2 separate regions of the Mus musculus genome follow, and region 1 is linked to region 2. A link is a loop called in an ENCODE intact Hi-C map of the cell type or tissue named here. Cell type or tissue: left cerebral cortex. All regions are shown on one strand. Each heading gives the region's core, and the rest is flanking DNA. Links, peaks and the distances in the headings are about the cores only.

Region 1 (4,447 bases), core at 1,251-3,750, 1.2 Mb before region 2:
CATGTATTCAGTTGTCTCTATTTTTCCTAGTGCTGCATAGGTGGAAAGGAAATGAGAGGGGTCTTCAATAACCTTAGGCCAGTCATCAACATTTTTTTTCTAAAATGTGAATGTTACTTATCTTTTGTTTCTTCAGAATAGTGTGACTTTCACCACAGATTTGACAATTGCTGACACTGAAAAGGAAAAAAAAATGGAGATCTCTTATCTATCTAATGACAGTGTATATGAGGATGGTGAATACAGAGCCACGATTCAGTGTTATGCTTCCAGAGGTTTCTTCTTGTCTTTCCTGGGCCCTATAGAATATTCTCAATTGTGATGAAACAGCCAAGGAATGTTGATTGTATGTTTTAACATTTCAAGATATTTTCATTGTATTCAAGGATAAAAAAAAAGTGCTTTCATGAATGCATGCCAATGTATGTTGATACTTCTTTCATTTCCTCTATAACTTTCTCCCCTTTTCATAACTTTTGCACTTCTTTTTCTGTAACTATTATCCTGATATGCTTGGCCCTAATTGATTTTTTTATTTTTATTTTTTTAATTCCATTCCTCTATGTTTGTACTCTTTGTTTTATATTTGTGATAATTTGCATGCCAGAAGCAACTAGTTTAATAGGCCTTTGTACTGCATTTCTATACAATGTGCTCATATGAAAGATTCTAACATTAAAATTGGTTTCTGCTTTTTTGTGTGCTCACAAAAATGAGGATTTCAATGGAATTCTTTTGAATCCCTTATCTACCACATTTATAGGCTTTTTCTTTCTTTCTTTTTTTAAAATCACTTTATTTCAAAGCACAGGGCTCTTTTTTTCTTAAACCTTTATAATCTCATAGAGATTACTTTCCTCATCAGACTAATTATATAACACTACTTTCTAGGGAAATTTTGCAATAAAATTTCCATAAAAAGATCATTATATTCTTCAGCTCAATCATTAGATAATTTACTGCATGGCTTAATTTGACTTTGTTCATTTTTGATAGGCTTTGTAAAATAGTGGCAACACAGATACTAAGAAACGTATTGTGGTTTGGATTCATAAGATTTGCTTACTCTTAATGAATGCCTGAAACAAATAAATGAAAGATCCATTAGTAAAAATGTAGTAGTCTTCCAAATATATTCTGTCGCATGTTATTTATCACCAATAACTAATATTTCACAAATTTCCACTATTTTAATCACTTTTATGTAAATTCAATGATATTTTATTGAATTGTAGGTCTACTTTGCACCTGAACTTATTCTAAGCATAAGAGAATGTTAAAAATAAGACTGGAACAAGAGAAAGAAAAAGAAAAATCAGAAAGAGCTCACAATCTGGTTTAGTTGAGAAAAGTAATAGAAGCAATTTTGTTCAACAGTGTGAAGTACTGTTATATAGGAATAAGGAACGTTTTGCCAACCCACAGATGGGTATGTAAGAATAGGCAATTTACATGGGGAAAGATCATAGAAAAGTATTTGGATCACATCAACATATTTACCTGACTTAACTGCCCTAGTTCATCATTCAGCCTCACGCTGACTCAACACAACCTCCAATTAATACCTAATAAAGTAAAAATTTAGGTCCCAATATTTTTCGTATTAGATGTCATAAGATGCTTTTCCCCTATTGAATTCCCAAGTCCTGACTACTCCAAGACACGAAGACAATCATTTTATATTAAAAGACGGCTTCAGAACTAAGGTATGTGAGTATAATCCAAAGTGACCAGACACAAGATTTATGGCTTCCCCAAGCCATGACCCCATTAATGCTCCATGCTCATCAACTGTAAATGTTCTGTTAAGACCTGGCAATGCTTCATGATGGCCAAGAAATGTGAGATGACCATCTTCTGAAATCTAATAGCCTTCTTTATTGAAAGGATACAGTTTGCTAGCATTCATCGCCAGTCAAGATTCTCTGCTGTTTCAGGTGCACATATCTAATCTATGATAAATGTGAAGTCAACAAAGCTATAGACCATAACATGCTTCTGCTTGTCTCTTCAAGATTCAGTCATGGCCGTGTGTATATAATCGTTTTTCAAACATACCTGTTGTGTTCTTGATAACCTTGAATAAGAGAAAGCAACCCATAAAGTAACATATGAAAGTAGAGTGATTTAAAGTTGTGGTCTAAGTATAAAGTTCAAAGTAGCTGGCACATTTGTCCTTTGAAAGTGTGGAGCCAGAATTCTGGTTATCTCAAGACTGGCTTTTAGGTTCATTATGTATTCACAACAACAAAAACCCTTTACACTCTATCCACTAGAGGGCAATAAATACATTACACAGGAACACTCCCCCCCACCTGGACTTGGAGCCAAATAACCTAAAGTGACTCCTATAAATACACAACGTAGAGAGATCCTTCCATGTACTTATTATCCCAACAGCTGTTTTGGTTTCCTTCTATGGGTAATGACCTAGAAGTAGCAACTGAACGTGATATAAAAATCTTTTCTTTGACATTAAACTACATCTCTTTCTGACACTTAAAATAGCTAACAAGAAAAGAAGCACATTGCCTGAGGTAAATGAGATTTCACTTTCGATAAAACAGCATTCAACTTTGTCACACAGTTCTCTATATCTCTTGCTTCTAACAGGAGGTATACACATACAGATAAAATATTTATCAATTCATCTTGGTGATTGGACTGTTTCTCTTTTAGTGGCTCTTCCTACTACAAATCTACCAGTTTTGGCTAAGACTGATAGAATAAATGCAAAAATAGCTGAAAGAATAGAATCACACCACTTTGATGACTTGAGAAAATAATTAAAGGACTTGGAATTGAAAAGAAAATGTAGTAGATAATTGTCTTCATAAGGGACAATCAAATGCAGGCATGGTTAATACTGGAATTTTCAGGAAATATAGGCATCTTTCACTTATTTATATTAATGGAGCAGTTTCAAATCAGTTATGGGACATGATTGTCCTTCCTAGATGAATGAGAAATTGATAGGCTATGTAAAAGCTCAAATTCATAAAACATTTCAAGTTTCTTAAAACTAACCAAGATAATTCTCTTTCTATGTGGCATATGAAATTAAATGCAGATAGGATTTTTTTTAGTTCATTGACATATTATAAAAATTTATGTGTTTTAAAGGGAAAAGTATGCTATTATGTGGTAAAATCTCTCATAGTATCTTAGCAAATCTTTACATGCACATGTTCAAAGTGCACTCAATACCATTAAATGTAAAAATTAATCTTAATTCTCAATATATTTTACAAGATAAAGATGCTAGAATCCATGGCAATTGCTTTATAAGACTGCTTCTTACTGGTTATTTGATTGAATGATATTGTTCATTCAGTCTGAGGCCATTCACACTTCCCTAGACACCTTAGGAATACTTTCTTTGGGAACAGCTTCTGGATTTAATACAGAGACCTAGTTTCCTCCTTTCCATTGATAGCAATGATATTTGAAGTGCTACCATCTTAGTTTGCCTAATATTTAAAAGTGTAAATACATGTTAACATGGCCGGATTGCATCCTTTCTCTACCGTAACTCTGTTTCTAATTTAAAATAAAAAATAGTGCTCCCAATTTTATTTTATTTTTCTGTACATGGCTGTACCTAATGGTTTCTTTTTAGCTTTTAGAGACTTTCAGTTTAACATAAAAGTTACAAAACATGAGAAAAAGACAGCTGTGTGATACTGGAATAAGCCTTGATTTTTCAATCTCACATATGACTGACACTTGGCAAGATGATTTATTGTGTAACCTTGGGTAAGTGTCTAAGCTTTCCTGATCTTCCAGTCCCTCAGTTTAAAATGAAGATCATTAACAACTAGCTCATAATGATACCACAGCAATTAAATCATACAACAGACAATAAATTCAGGGTTCTTAGCATTCCCTAATCCTAAAAGTATATTTTGACCTGTGCCTTGACTGTACCTACTTTGACACAAATCATTTTGCATCTTTTCATTGAAAACATGAATATACATATTATCTGTTCAAGGGAAAAAAACAACAACAAAAGGTCACAGCACAACTTTGGCAAATCCACTCTTAATTTTCTTGTCATTGGATTAATACAACAGCTGTCATAAATGACTAGAAGATACACGATGCTGAGTCATGAGCAACCCAAAAGCACTTTTTTGGTCCTTGCAGAAGCATGTGAACTGATGAGGGGAGCTGATTTGGGCTAGTAGAAGGCATAGTGGGTATTTCATTGTCCTGTGGAGGAGAACAGGTGCCTTAGTATGTGTTTTCATTCATTTTGACTTTTGTGCTAAAAAGCAAAAAAACAAAAACAAAAAAAAACCAAAAACAAAACAAAACAAAAAAAACCAAACAAAACAGAAGATCCAGAAGCCAAACTTCTAATTCAGACAAAAAAATAACTAATATGACAATTTAGGTAATATGAGGTGTTGTGTCAGCATTTTCCTAAAACTCACTGCTTTAG
Region 2 (4,447 bases), core at 626-3,125:
CAGAGGCCGGCGTGGCCAGGGTTGACATCAAGCTTACTCTGCCTTTTGGACCAAAGGCACCCTAGAAACAGAGGTGGACTCTTCCCCGCCCAGATCTAAGGCTCTTAGGCTCTTAATTAAGATCTCAAGCGGAAAGAATCAAATGCGCCCTCGATGAACATTTTTTCCAGTTTTTTTTCTTTTAAATTACAGATTGAGGATGGGAAATAGCTTCTGAATTCACAGTTCTTGGATAGAGCAAACCTCCTTTCTGAGTTATTAGTGTCTGTTATTTGGGAGTCTTGGTTGAAGAAACTCATAATTAGCCCAGCGGCTTTGACCTGAACCCGTAGTCTCAAAATGAGACTCGTTTTTGCCCTTCAAAAAAATTAAATACGAAAATGAAAAACGCATTTGAACACATAATGGGGTTTTTTCCCCCAAAACTGCCATCTTCTTACAAAGAGCGACCCAGATGCTTAAAATAATATATCATCCAAAGGAGCTAGGTTAGCAGCCTTTACCTTGGTGGTGGGAGTGCCAAGAGAGCCTACACACACACACACACACACACACACACACACACACACACACACAAAGGAATTATTTTGCTAGTGAGGTTGAGACTGGACCGTCTGAAAGTGTAGCCAAGGCCAAGGAGAAAGTGCCTGGTCCGCCTGGCTCAAGGGGTTTATTTCACATTAAAATGCAATTCAGCCCAGAACATCAGGGAGAAAAAACATGGCATCTGCAGTGAGAATCATTTTATTTTGATCACTTAGAGCTGTGGGTAGACTGCTGAAAGGGTGGCTTCAGAGAGTCGGTCCTGTGGCCCGCCCAGTTTTGTTTTTGTTTTCAGGTTTTTTTTTTTTCTCAGACACCCTTAGAGAAATGGGCAAGTAGTGAAAGAGCTGAACATGGCAGGCAGCGCGGGCGCACCTCACGGGGGCGGGGGGGCTGCTAAAGGAAGGCTGCCATTTGATTTATCATAGTTATTTACCTTTGATGTCAGCGAGGGGGGGTGGTGAAGCGCGGCTTGGTCTAATTAAAAAGGTCTAAAAAGGCATTTGAAATGGCTTTGCTATCTAATCACGGGATGTGAGTTCCGTGTTTGGCAGCTTTCTAAAATATGGCTGGGACTATTTAAACACAACAATTAGCAGCATGCTAAAATGTTTGCATGCTATGCTTAGAAGCTCTTAGCTGTAAACTTTAAGGCGATCTGTTCCCCTTTAAGTTAAAAAAGGATGATGCCGCTTCCTTGTGGCGAAGGCTGTCAGGAACCCGCTGATCAATAAAAGTAAACTGGCGCCTCCACGGCTTGATTGAGCGGGAGCAAAGAGTCTGAGAAGTAGTCTCGGCCATTACCAATCCCCCAGGTAATGAGAAATGGAAGAATTACTCAGGTAAAATGATTAACATTGCCGTGGCATTTGAAAAGATGCACACAACAAGCTAAGAAGACTGCGGACCTCTCTTACCTTAGGGAGTGCTAATAGAATGTCTATATTCTGCTGTCTTTTTAAAGATAAATAGGAGAATTCAATTCATGTAGAATGGCATTACCTTTGTAATTGCAATCGCATTGTAAAGACATGTTCTGCCTTTGCAAAGACAACCCGCTTCCCTAACGCAATGGCACCATTTCCCAGGCTTCTTGCTCACTGCTCACATTCCAGGCACCCCTCTTATTCCAAGCAGAGCACCAAAGTATTTTCAGTTACCAAACTGCTTTTACAGAAGGCCAAATGCTGAGAGAGGCAGGGGGCCATATGTATCTGCTTCCATTCTTTCCCATCGCCTCCCCCACCCCCAAGCTCACAGTGACAGTTACAACCCCCTGCACACACAATAGTTCTTCCATCCCCCAGTCTATGTCTATAGATAATCCTAACACCCTTTCCTTTCTGACTTCTTTTATTCCCTAATATGTGCCAGAGATTATTGCATTCCAACAATACTACTAACTAAATGAAGGGCCCCAAACCACTTTCATTATCGGGAATTTATTAGCTAGCTGACTAAAAGCGTCTGCATGTAGATAATAAAAAACAAAAAGAAAGTTCTGTTCGTTTTAGCTTCCGTTTACTTCAATCCTGAGGGGAGCCCCGCCTCCTCGGCCTCTTTAGAGACACAAGAGGGCCATCTAGTGACCATCTTTAGTATTTTTCCACCTAACAGGAAACAGGAGGCTCTGGGTACTAGCTGTACAGCCTGCTGCAGCTTTCTAGGCCAAGTCAGTTCCTTAGGCAACAAAGGCCAGAATCAAAATTGTTTTTAAAAATGTGATTTTTTTTGTCCTTTGATTTTTATGCACGCCACTAAAATAGTCCAGAATGTCAATTGAAAAAAATGGGGAAATTCTTGCCTTTAAATCAAGCTGATACACGAGTCTAATCTTTGCAGCACCAAGACTCAGAAGGGAAGGTTTGACTCAGATAAGTTTAAATTTATGGTAGGGACTAAGATACCAGGGTATGAGGGACTGTAGACTTAGAAACATGTAAGGGAGGTTTCTGAGATATGTTTACAAAGTTACTTGTTTCAGCCCACCCCCCTTCCAAAAGAATAACATTCAAGCCACTCCAGTTTTCCTTGGTCTCCACCTCCCTACCTATTTATTCTTTTCATCTCTGACCTTGCTGCAGAAAACCAGATTCTTCTAGCTTGAGTTTTGCTGCATCTCATGAGCATCCCATTCACCAAAAATTTGACCAGTGGCCTGGCAATATTCTCTTAGAAAGAAAGGCTTGATTTAAAAGCTAGCCAGAGTCAATCTCACTTTTCTTGACTACATATCTTCTCTCCTGGCTTGAGATGCAATGTTTAGAATACACAGAATAAAAGAAGGAAAGGGGAGGGGTTAGCAGACAGAGGCAGGAAAGTGTCCTTATTAAAATCATCATCTCATTTCAGCTTTACGGTAACTATGGGAGGTAAAAAGTCTTTGCAGATGTGGAAGCACAGTTGCAGAGCAGCTCAATGATTTGCCAAGATGACCTCATTACACAAAACTCAACCACTTTCCTTGTGAAATCAACAAGTGCTGGCTGTGTGCCCAGCATTGTGTTAGGGAGTACGGAGTTTTCTAAAGATGGACCTTGTCCCTGTGAAGATTAAACTTCAGTTCACTAATTGATTAACAGCATGTAGTTTCTATACACTATAAATATTCCTTGAGAAAGAACTAAAGTGGGGTTTATTATGTTGACAGTTTGCTGAAATTCGAATCCCTTCTACCCCAAATGATCCCATTTGGAGTGACTTCCCCTCCTCCACCCTCACTGACCCAGGCAGTTGAGGTAAAAGCAACAAGAGGAACAGCCAGGGATGTGGGCCTGTGGAGCAGGAATGAGGTGTGGTTTCCACTATGATACCTGTTTCTGACTCTTTTGGAACACCAGGAAAACTAAAGATGAGAGGCGGGGGCAAGGAAAGATGTTGAGGTCAGCTTTACTTTTTCCTTTCTCTTCCTGCCAAGCCCCACCCACCCTTGCCTTGTTACAGAGGGAAACAGTGACAGTGGGAGTTGCAGGACATCGGACATCAACAAAATACAGAAAATATTCTCAAGTGCTAAAATTGCTCACTGTGGTCCCAATGTTTGCCTTTTCCAAGAAATACAGAAAAGGTCATGGACGGTGGAGACGAAAAAGGCTATTAATCACTCCAAGTCTTCCAATTTTGACAAGGCCAACATCCCTGAAGAAGTTAATCCAACCCTGACCCCAAACCTTATGCCATCTCTCTTTAGGAATTCTGTTTCCCACATGACCAAACCCCTGCTGCTGCCAGACTCATAACTGTCCCTAAATAAACACACATCATGAGGACCATTTAATTAGCAAAGGCTAAATCAGCAGATACATTTCAATAAATGACACTGTTCTCTAACACCTTCTGCACTGCCCTGCAGTGATCACCTGTGAAGTTTTGACAGCGCCATTTGGGCTCTCAGCATTACAGCCTCTGTCTTTTCATGTGAATTCTCTCCAAGTGGATCCCAAATGCCAGTTTCCTAGGTGCAACCTCATGCCAAATGTTATTCTCACCACCACCACCACATTCGAAAACAAACTGCTTTCCCTTCAAAGGCACTATGATCAATTCCTGCCTGGATTTCTCACTGTTGCCACTCTCATCCCTAAGAAGGAGGATAAGAGTGACATTCCACAGCTTTCCAGAAGAAAGGCTTTTGGCACCTTGAAAATGGGGGGGTCCCCAAATTAGAGAGCTTCACAAAAACAATTGAAAAGGGGACACCCATGTTTACAAGGAGAGATTAAAACTAGGATGCTTTCTTTGAAGACAAACACATTTTTATTTTTATTTTTATTTTTATTTATCATTTTTCATTATCACTACTACCAAGCCATAATGCCACAACCTAGAGAATCCCAGGGACTTGGTACTTATGTAACTCTCTTAGATTAGAGCTTCTTGTGGGAACAGAGCTTTGGATTCTCAA

The links. A loop is a pair of places that touch in the nucleus more often than their neighbours do. Peaks named below come from ENCODE experiments on the same cell type or tissue, not always from the same donor. Only the 100,000 strongest peaks of a DNase experiment are listed, where the experiment ranks them.
Region 1: it touches region 2 in a loop (6-fold over the local background); 4 of 42 quality-filtered maps call a loop at or near these places.

What each region holds. Positions count from the first base shown.
Region 1 is chrX:132,450,881-132,455,327 of GRCm38, forward strand. No RefSeq gene overlaps it. Among named protein-coding and RNA genes, the nearest start is that of Gm23768, 100 kb to the right of the region's middle. In left cerebral cortex, for the core only: a CTCF peak has its summit at 2,268 (motif pointing right); a DNase peak (open chromatin) is centred at 2,324.
Region 2 is chrX:133,690,193-133,694,639 of GRCm38, forward strand. The region is part of intron 1 of Gm26851 (predicted gene, 26851); the gene reads left to right. Among named protein-coding and RNA genes, the nearest start is that of Pcdh19, 3.4 kb to the left of the region's middle. In left cerebral cortex, for the core only: a CTCF peak has its summit at 2,122 (motif pointing left); DNase peaks (open chromatin) are centred at 815, 1,111, 1,182, 1,716 and 1 more place; H3K4me3 peaks cover 1,451 bases; H3K27ac peaks cover 695 bases.